Linked DNA regions of Homo sapiens: region 1 is linked to region 2. The links are chromatin loops, found by intact Hi-C in ENCODE. Cell type or tissue: Calu3. All regions are shown on one strand. Each heading gives the region's core, and the rest is flanking DNA. Links, peaks and the distances in the headings are about the cores only.

Region 1 (5,387 bases), core at 108-5,107, 110 kb before region 2:
TGGGCCTGCCAGCCGCTCTCTGGGCGCTGAATTATGACTGGATTAAGTCAGTAACATGATGTCAGGCGACTCAGGTTTCCACATGTGGCTCTTTATGTAACAGGCAAAATTAGATTGGTGTGCTTCTGCCAAAAGGACAGTTGGACCGAAGGCAAGTAACTTGCTACAGTAAACAACCCATCTCTATGATGCATGTTTGCCACACTTAAGTACAGTTCAGTCTCCTAAAAGTTGTCAGTCAGCTGAGATTCTGAAATAATCTTTCACAGAGTGCTGCTTATCATAAATGGGTGATTTATTTTTATTACCTAAGTTTAAAACTCTTTATAACTTCCAAGCATCTGGAAACTTTCACTGCAAATTTCCATTGAAAAACAGAACTAGAATTTTAGAAAAGCATACTATTTTGTTGATTAAAAATATATTTATTCTGCTTTGGCAAATAGAAACAAGTGAATCTCTTTCTTTAATTTTTTATTAAGAGAAAATCATTTTAATCTCCTCTCCATTTAAATAAAAGTTGAGCAAAACAAAGGTAAAGGATACTGGTTTGAAGCAATATCAAATTATAAGTCAGTGGGGGAGGGGGTAGTTCACAGAGCTTGGTCTAGCCCTGTTTATATGGCTCATACCCCAAAGGGGGATATTTCTGTTGAGAGTTCAAAGTCACAGAGGTAGAAGAACAATATTCTTGACTGGGGAAGGGTGTGCCGAGTCATAGTTCGGTCAATAAGACAAAGGTTATTGAAGGATGTACTAAAGTGTCTGGTTTAGTTCAGTTCCACTGATGCAGAGTGGAACATTTCTGAAAAAGTGCATTAATATTAGCTACCCATGGGGAGTGAGGATGGAGGGGGAGAGAAAGTGGTCGGAGGATATTTCCTGTTCACTTTATATCTTTTTGTCCAATTTAAAATTTTTTCCTCAAAAATATATTTTATAATAAAAATAAACAAAATGAAACAACAAAGGATCTGCACAGAGAACATCTAGGAATGGGCATAGGTTTTTAAGCAGGAAAGTGAAGTGATCAGATATATAATTTTGGTAGCTGTTTTGGGGTTATAAGGAAGAGGCAATACGGAAAGGTAGAATCAAGAAGTCAGCTGTTAGAATACTCTTGAAATAAGATGTTGAGTAATAAGTTCTAAGTGAAGTATAATTTTGAGGCACTATTCTAAAGCCCACATGGAAGATCCACTTCTTTTTTTTTGTTTTGTTTTTTTTGTTTTGAGACAAAGTCTCACTCTGTTGCCCGAGCTGGAGTGCAGCGGTGCAATCTCGGCTCACTGCAACCTCTGCCTCCGGGGTTCAAGCGATTCTCGTGCCTCAGCCTCCTGAGTAGCTAGGATTACAGACAGGCACCCGCCACCACGCCCAGCCAATGTTTGTATTTTTAGTAGGAGACAGGGTTTCACCATGTTGGCCAGGCTGGTCTCAAACTCCTGACCTCAGGTGATCCACCCACCTCGGCCTCCCAAAGTGCTGGGATTACAGGCGTGAACCACTGCGCCCGGCCGAGGATCCACATTTTCTTCAGATCAGAGTATTTAAAATAAAACGATTCTAGGCAAACAGAATGTTAGATCTTTGATATGCCTACACTAGAGGGAGTTGCATTTTTATTATCAGATTACTTCTCTGTCAATAAAACAATGCATAAGTAAACACATCCTTAAAGTACAAAAGTAAAAGTACATACAGATACATGAAAGAAAAAAATGATAAAGAATCTATAATTTGTGAACGACAAACGAACTTAAAAAATTGAGTAAGAACAGCAAATGATCAAATGATGCATTTTTTTTTTTTTTGCTTTAGCTTCTCCCCCTGCCCCACTTTGAATCAACCAGGCTCCATAATGGCAGCCCTGATTTTTTACTTTCTGTCAGTTTAAGCATTCGTTTACTAAAACAATAGCAGTTCAATAAGCAAGACTAATTCCTGAGAGCATTACCTTAGACCATTAGCTTTTAGTCAGTCATTAATTCCTGTGACATGTCCTGGGATTAGATCATTATTGTTATCATTATTATTTTTCTCAATTCAATTTGTTTTCAAAAATGCATCTATGTTGTTTTAACGCTAGATATTTCCTTTCTGAAATATGATTTTTAGTGACTTTGGGACAGTGATTTGCTGCTTCATCCAGGTGTTTCCATAGGCCCTTTCTCACAGCTTAACAAAAAATTAGAAGAAGTTTTACAGCAGTATCACACTAGGATATTTGAGTGTCTCTGTAATTTTTCTTTACTGAGACTTCTAAAATCATTTCTGAGGACCACGTGACTGACTTTAGACATGTGGCCTCTTGGGGGCAGGATTTCACAAAGCCTTTGTATTCAGCGTTTCTTGTTTACAAGAATTGTTGCCACTGATGAATATGGTGGTTGTTTAGTCACAGTTCTGCAGAAGGAAAGCCCCAGTTTGTCTATAATGGAAAGAGCAGATGTCACAGGAACAAAGTGGCCAACGTCAAAGTAAGGGCTTTGATTGGCAAAGAGCAGGCTGTCTATTACCACATCTCCACACTTAGGCTTAGAGACATAGAGAAGAAAACTCGTAAAAACAGCGGTGAAAATTATAAACCACCAAGAAAGGTAAAGGAAATATGGTGCTTAAAAATTCCAGGCTGCCCAATAAAAGTAGGAACTGACATTACAGATCCCCTGGACCATAAATGAAGAACACAAATGGTTTGCAGAACCAGCGAAAAACAGTTCTGACATGTTTGGATGCCAAAGATTTTTAAAGTTGATCTCTTTTGGCCTGGTAAGATTTTATGCATTTTTGTCGTTCCAGCCAAGAGGTCTAAGGATTAGTGGATGTTTCTGCCAGCCTGGGACTCATGCGGTGAAAAGAATGTACTCATGTGACAGTGAAAAATTGAATGCACAAAGACAAAGGGCTTCTTTTCAAGAAAGGAATAAGAATTAATTCTCATTGTAATTTGGGCCCAGTGCTTCAAAAATAACGTTAAATTAGTAGTTAATTTAAATCAGAGATGTCTGTTTATGCATTCTAAATATGGCCATTTTCATCTCAGAATTGCTTCTCTAAGAGTACCTCGTTTTCCACCGGGTGTGGTGGCTCACACCTGTAATCCCAGCACTTTGGAAGGCTGAGGTGGCAATCATTTGAGGCCAGGAACTGGAGATCAGCCTGGCCAACATGGCGAAATCCCATCTCTACTGAAAATACAAAAATTAGCTGGGTGTGGTGATGCATGCCTGTAATTCCAGCTACTTGGGAGGTTGAGGCAGGAGAATCACTTGAACCCAGGAGGTGGTGGTTGCAGTGAGCCGAGATTGAACCACTGCACTCCAGCCTGGGTGACAGAGAGAGACTCCATCTCAAAAAAAGAAAAAAAAAAGAGTAACTAGTTTTCAGAATGCTTAACCAGGTAGGGTTTAACTACGCAGGAGAATTGGACTTGAGCCGTATTCTAAACTGGTCTACATGAGGAGCTAACTCCTTATTAAAATAATGATAGTAATAATAAAGGAGTAGGAGCTATTTCAATATTTGGATGCTAATTTATATAGGCTAATAATTATAAATATATTCACTTATTTTAACCTACATGTTTTATTGATAAGAACAAAAACACATTCATCAGAATAGCTCGGGAACATCAATGGAAGATAAAAGGGAGAAGACAGAAGTGCTTTCTGTTTCAAATGTTTGTTAAATATTTGCCTTGAAGCCAACATAGTACTAGTTGGATGACAAGATAGTAAGTCCTATTAATGATGGGCTTTTCATTACAGTAGATATGCTTTTGCAATTTTCCTAGATTTCTGCCCTGGGGTCACATGGTAAGTTAATAGTAGTTATAAACCTCTCAGCATTGTGATCAATATCTTTGGCTGACGTAATCTAGTTCTCTGGAATAATTTACAACAAAGGACAGTTTGGGCAAGCATCCATTTTATTACCTTCAATTCACCAACTGAAATATTTCATTGGTTTATGACTGAAGTTCTTTCCAATTCTTTGATAGATAAGGAATTGAGATAGTCCTGAAAGAACCCCTCAAATATGAAAAAGAAAAACAGCAATAAGCATTTCTTCCTTTGGGGCATAACGTCTGCATACCTCTCTGTGTCTTGAAACTGTCTGAAGTGCTACAACAGTGAGTCATGTGTGCCTGTGTAACTTGCTATGTGTGTCTAGTCATGTATTCCTCATCTTCAAACACATAGCACATAACTAAAACAATACTGTACTTAGTTTACTTTTTCTTCAACCTGAATGATCATTAACCATCTATTAACATTTGAGCAAAAATGAGGAACAATAATAATTTCTAGACACCAATACTGAAGACTATGGCTCTTATTCTTGCACCTTCATGCAACATGCCTGTCATTTAGACAGAATGTTCTCTTCCATGTCTGTTGTGTATTCCAGGTCTAAAGGCTAAAACAGAAAAAAGGAATCTGTCACAGGAGAAGTAATTAAAGTGATAGTGGGGAGTGTAGAGAAAGAAGTGAGGGAGTTCTCTTGCCAGTGCCACTGTCTTGTCACCTTTCTCCTCTCTCACCCTCACTGTCATATGCAGGATGAGGCAGAATCACAGCTGTTTCTACTGTATATAAAGCAGGTGTGAGGTGAAGAATGGGGTAAGAAGTTGGCTGGGCATGGTGGCTCATGCCTGTAATCTCAGAACTTTGGGAGCCTGAGGCGGGCAGATCCCCTGAGGTCAGGAGTTCAAGACCAGCCTGGCCAACATGGTGAAACCCCGTTTCTACTAAAAATACAAAAATTAGCTGTTGTGGTGGTGGACACCTCTAATCCCAGCTACTCAGGAGGCTGAGGCAGGAGAATCGCTTGAACCCAGGAGGTGGAGGTTGCAGTGAGCAAAGATCATGCCACTGCACTCCAGCCTGGGCAACAGAGTGAGACTCTGTCTCAAAAACAAAACAAAACAAACAACAACAAAAACCAAAAAACAAACAAAAAACAAAAACAAAAAGAATGGGGTAAGAATTTGGATTTAAACATCTGTAATGCCCCTCCAAGCCTCATTTCCCTTTAGCCAACTAAGGCTACCTATACATGGGCTTTTATTGTCTAAGACTAAAGATAATAATGATATTATGATTATTGAACAACTATGGTGTGCCAGGTGCCTTTATACACTTTTTTTTAAAGTCCTCAAACAACTTTGTGGGGGTAACCATGATTAATGTATTTGACAGATGAGAACACAGGTTTAGAGAAGTCCAATATGTTGCCCAATCTGAGTTAGGGCTTGGTCTGTTGCCCAGGAGCCTGCACTTTGTGTATGTTTAAACTGTGGTGTCTCTTCAAGACAACTCACAAATCTAAGAAATGAATAATTTTTAATATTCATTAATTATGTAATTTTGTCTGTTTCATCA
Region 2 (5,387 bases), core at 108-5,107:
AAGATGGCTGTTATTAATAGTTACAAATACCAGTTCAGCCTACCTTTAAAACCAGCGACTTAATCTGTCCACCATCTGCCCACCTCTGGTTTTCTCATTCAACTAGCTTACATTGGTCTTTTCATTTCCCAGAAATCTAGCGATACATTCAAATCTCTAAGTATTCATTGAGTAATTGTCAACACTATGACTGTCCTCATCATAAAAACATTGCAGAGCCTACAAAAATGTATATTGCATTCAAACACCGATTCCTCAGGAAAAAACCCAACAGAGGCAATAGAATAAGTTTCTTCTTAAGAGAGAGACTTTCTAAACCGTGACATAGGTAATTTTGCTTTCTTTAGGGATTAATTTTCTTAGCTGTCATAATTTATAACTATGTAGATAGCACTTTATAGTAAATAGATATGGTCAGCTCCATCATCTCTTCTAATCATGATTACCTTATAAGGTAAGCATTATCCTGTGTTTCCAGATGACAAAACTGAGGTTCAAAGAGGAGAAAATATTATCTGAAATCTACTAAATGAGCAATTCAGTTCTTCTGAGTGTATTTCTAATTGTTTTAAAATGTATGATCCTTATTTGAATTGTTTTAAATTATTTGCATTTCCTGGAAAAGATTTTTATTCCAAAGGCACAGTATTTTAATAAATACCTCTTTTTACCTTCCCAGAATCCACTGTCTCTTATACCGGCAACTCTTTTGAAAATTCTCCCTCTCCTATCTCCTGGGACTGTCAATCACATGGTCTACATCTTTCAACACAGAATGAGTGTGCAAACCAGGCTGGCCTTTCAACGAACTCTGTTCTCTTGACACGGAGCTTGGTCAGGGTTGAGTATGTGGCCAAAGCAAGGCCAAACAGAATCTCTTTGGAGATTTAATATGGATGCTGGGAGAGGGCCTCTTTCATTCTGACAGCATGAGCACTAAAGATGATGTTAACTTGGGATGTCTGATGCCCATCTTTGCCACTATGTGGAGAAAGCCAGCCTGAGCATGAAACTGACCCAAGAGGCCAGAGAGCCCAGACACGGAGGGAGGCAGGCTCCTGATGTGATTGTCTGAGCATCTGTATCCAGCCATGTCTTAAGCTAAGGCGAGCCAGTAAAATTTCTTCTTTTCTTCCTTATTTCTTTTTTTAAATAAGTTTAAAAATGATTCTTTCATTCCTTGCTCCTGAAAAGGTCCTGAGCTAACAATGTCCAGTAGACAATACTACAAACTTGAGTTTAAACACAAAGTCAAGTGCATAAAACCAACTTTACGTAAAATATTCAAGTAATTGGGACAAAGATGGTCTCTTTATTTACTTGAATAATTACTTTAAATATTTCACTTTGCATTTGAGAACATATCTATTAGTTAAGATTTCTGAGGTGGTATACTAGTATTTTCTTATTATATAATTCTAAAATCTTCTACAATATTTACATAAGATAATCTCAAAATGGAAATAATGGATCTAAGTAAAGAGTTAAGATATAGAAACTGGAAAATATTTCAACATTGCTTTTAAGTGCAAGAAAGGGATTTATGATGATGGAATATGGCTGAGGCCCCATATTAAGGAAATTACAGTCATAAAAATAGCCATGGCTAAATCTCCAGGAAGACTTGCCAGAGTGAAATCTTAGGGAAAAATCTTAGCCCTGTCCACATTTATATTATGTTTATTAACTTTAAAAGTAGGTCTATTAAAATAAAGTTAAGATTCCAATAGAAGATTCCTAATGACATTTAAAATACTGTATTTATAAACACTCACTGTTTATGAAGAATCATATTACATTATATCATATGATATTAATCAAGTATTTGGGAGCACCCATTGCATGCCACGTACTTGACTAGATACTAAGAGTTTCTTCCCTCAAAGAGTGTACAGTCCGTGGATTTGAAGATAACAGGATAAACTCCGAAATCTAAATGTGCAACCTAAATGGAAAAGTGGATAGATCCACTGGGCTGAAAGCAAATTTGTAAACATGCTTAGTTGAATGCTTGATTCTTATGCCTAAAGACTTAACAGTTAGTGTTATGATCATCAAAAGCACCTACATTTACTTTAAAAAGATAAAACAATAGGCCATGTCAAAAATCCCTTCTATCGTAGCCAGACACTACCTTGACAATGGTTTCCAACAGTGAATCGAAGGGACAGGAGGAATCTTCAGAATTTTTCAGTGCATTCAACTGCTCTTTGGTATAATCACATTTAAACAGCCCAAAACATTCTGGAGACAAGGTGGAGTGTAGTGGAGAGAGTGTGGGCTTTAGTGTCAGACAGACTTAGATGGGATGTGAATATGGCCTTTTTCACTGACATGCCTTCTGATTTGAGTGTCAGTTTCTTATATTCAAAACGTGGGGATAATGATATACATCTCATGGGTTGGCCATGAGAGTTGGAGATAAACTGTGAGAAACACTGTCCTTCAGTTATGCAGCACACCCTAGCATTTAATAATAGCTACTATGCTTATTATCCTAACTTGTGTTTTGGCCAGTTTTTGCCTGCCCTCATAAAAAATGAGGAAGTTGGCACAGTCCCTTGGGTGAGACCACTCCAAATACCTGGTGACTGTTTCATCACTTTAGTCCTCTCATCTAAAGTTTAAATAGTGTTATTTCTTCTTTTCCCACCCTTTAGCCATCTTGTGGTTTTCCTCTAACCTCGGTTCAAGTTCTTGAAGCCCTTCGAAAATTGCCCCCCAAGACAGAAGCCACAGTAACAGCCTCCCATACTAGAGAAGTAAAAACAAATAGGAACCAGTATTTTAACTCTTTAAAAAAGAGTTAGCTCAGGCCAGGCACTGTGACTCACGCCAGCAATCCCAGCACTTCAGGAGGCTGAGGCCAGACGATTGCTTGAGTTCAGGAGTTTGAGACCAGCCTGGGCAAACCCCATCTCTACAAAAAATAAAAAAATTAGCCAGGCATGGTGGCATGTGCCTATAGTCCCAGCTACTGTGGAAGCTGAGGTGGGAGAATCACTTGAGCTAGGGAGGTTGAGGCTGCAGTGAACCGTGATCACACCATTGCACTCCAGCCTGGATGACAGAGCCAGACTCTGTCTCAAAAAAAAAAAAAAAAAAAAAAAAAAAGAGTAAGCCCATATCCCAACTGAGATTTAGCAAGTAAAGATATAGGATGCTGAGTTAAATTTGAATTTCAGATAAACAGTGGATAATTTGTTTAGTATAAGCATGTCCCAGGAATGTATTTTATATGACAATCCTAGTCGTCAGCAAATGGGGAAAAATAAGGGAACAATAATCTTTTTTACCCACAAAACTCACATTAAAAAGATTTGGGCCAAATCTATTTATCTGTTGGGGTAGAATGTTTTTAAAGCTTTCTGTGGTATATATGTATTGCAAAACTGCATAGCATTTTTTCATTTGGGTTTGCTTCTGTGCATCTAAAACATGTTTTAAAAGTTCCTGGCAGGTGGTTTTAAGTGTCATATGAAGGTATAACTATATGAAAGGGAGTAAAGAAACTTTTTCCCCTCTATAGTTGTACTGTATGTGGCAGCCTGTCATTTACATGAAATTTCTGAAACAGAAAAGGTATTCCCAGATTGATTTACATGCTTTATTTATAATAAATGAGCTTATTAAAAAATTCAAATACAGGTGGCTATAGGAGATAAACAAGTTAAGCTTTGTACAGGAATGATTTGCATGTGTTATAATTAATGTTTCCAGGGGGTGCTCTAAACGGTTTCTTGATTATTACACAAATGTTGTTTCTTTGACAGATAGTGCTTTTATTCAGATTCTTATCTGTTTTTGCATCCCCTCTTAGTCCTATAATCATTTAAAAAGTTGAAAATGGCTGCCTGTTAGCATAAGAAAAAGCCAATTGTGCATTTTCTAGTTGTAACATATGATTGAGACTATTATCCAACTCTGATATGGCAAGAGTAAAGATAAAAAGAATAGAATGCCATTATATCCTCAAGATTATCCTTTATAAATTCATATTCTGTCAGCAAACATCTTTGTCCTTTTAAGAATGGTTGAAAGTACTCAACTTCTTGGAAAGAAGAATAAATGGACATTTGTTTTTACCATTGTACATAATGTAAAAAATATTGTTCAGAAAATACATTGAACTCTCAGAGCCCTGATTGACAGATGGGCTTTTGTCCCATTAATAAATTGTAGGTCAGACAAAAATGTTTCATTGCCCTTGAAAGTGTGAAGGTTGAACTTCCCCAATGTAAAGAAAGTGCTAAAATGCATGAAAACTTATACAAGTATTTGTTTTCGTATTTTTCAGCCAAATGGATGGACATAATTTTGTGATTCAGACTGTGTAGCAGTGTTACCAGTTTTTGTTCAATTAATCCAGGAAGACTGAATAACATAAATCCGCAAATCACATTTGAGAAACATCTTTCCAAGTCTATATATTAAAAAAAAAAAGAGGCAATCAACCTTTGCCAGTTGCATTCAAATACTGGGTTTGGAAAGGATAAACCGACTGAATAGTCAGAATGTGAACCACTGAAGGGAGACAAGTTGGAGAGGAAGCTGGTACATTACTCACGAATGAATCAGACATCCCCTCCCTCCGTGTTTGAAAATGTCCTCGGCATAAAGCATGGTACAATTCCAAACGAGGAACTATGCTCAGGATTGGATTTATATGACTGATCAGTTTCCTCTGCTGTTATCGAAAGCAGATATCAAATGGCTGTGGAGGAATGCAGGTGGTGAGTGAACCCCATTCTTTTCACAGTGGCTGTCACACAAAGAAAGAGAAATCAGCACCCAGGGACAGAGAGACAAAGGGGAGAGGTGTGAGGGTGCCAAAGGCCAAGCCCCCTCTAGTCTCAAAATGCAGAGCGTTTGAATGAGCTGGGCGTTCCTTGTAGTGCTATTTTCTCTTAGGTCTGAATTTATTTTGCTTATTTGCTCACACCTGAGAAATTTTCTTGGAAATCAATGTTTGCAAGTAGACTCTGACACTGGTATGAACTAAGGTCTCTTTTTCACGATCAAAATTGTCAGTATATGACATTTTCTTATTTAGGCAAAGTAGACAAGAATTGTTAGAAATCATGAGAATACTGTGAATGTGAAGGAATAGCCAAACCTGGCCACATTTTGTACAGATGTGGATTCCTTGGGTGAACATAATGCAATCCTAACAGTGTTGGAAGAAGAATTAAAAGTATATGAATAGCATTATGTTGAGATCAATATGTCACCAGAAAATAAAGAACCAAACAAAACTGTTTACAAAAATCTTAAACACTTTTAAAAGAATAGAGAATGCTGAGCAAATAGATTCTCATAAAACTAGGATAGTACAGAAAAATAAGTACAGAATCCAATTTCTGAAACTCAGTAAACACTCTGGATCC

The links. Hi-C counts contacts between places; a loop is a spot of excess contacts. Peaks named below come from ENCODE experiments on the same cell type or tissue, not always from the same donor. Only the 100,000 strongest peaks of a DNase experiment are listed, where the experiment ranks them.
Region 1: it touches region 2 in a loop (2.5-fold over the local background); 5 of 110 quality-filtered maps call a loop at or near these places.

The regions. Positions count from the first base shown.
Region 1 is chr7:116,799,973-116,805,359 of GRCh38, reverse strand. No RefSeq gene overlaps it. Among named protein-coding and RNA genes, the nearest start is that of CAPZA2, 60 kb to the left of the region's middle. In Calu3, for the core only: no CTCF peak of the experiment used is centred there; DNase peaks (open chromatin) are centred at 1,349 and 2,319.
Region 2 is chr7:116,687,287-116,692,673 of GRCh38, reverse strand. All of the region lies in intron 1 of MET (MET proto-oncogene, receptor tyrosine kinase), which reads right to left. It overlaps COMETT (cytosolic oncogenic antisense to MET transcript), which reads left to right and starts at 4,647. Exons shown (of 5, transcript NR_165033.1): 1 at 4,647-4,733. In Calu3, for the core only: no CTCF peak of the experiment used is centred there; DNase peaks (open chromatin) are centred at 2,563, 2,683 and 4,593.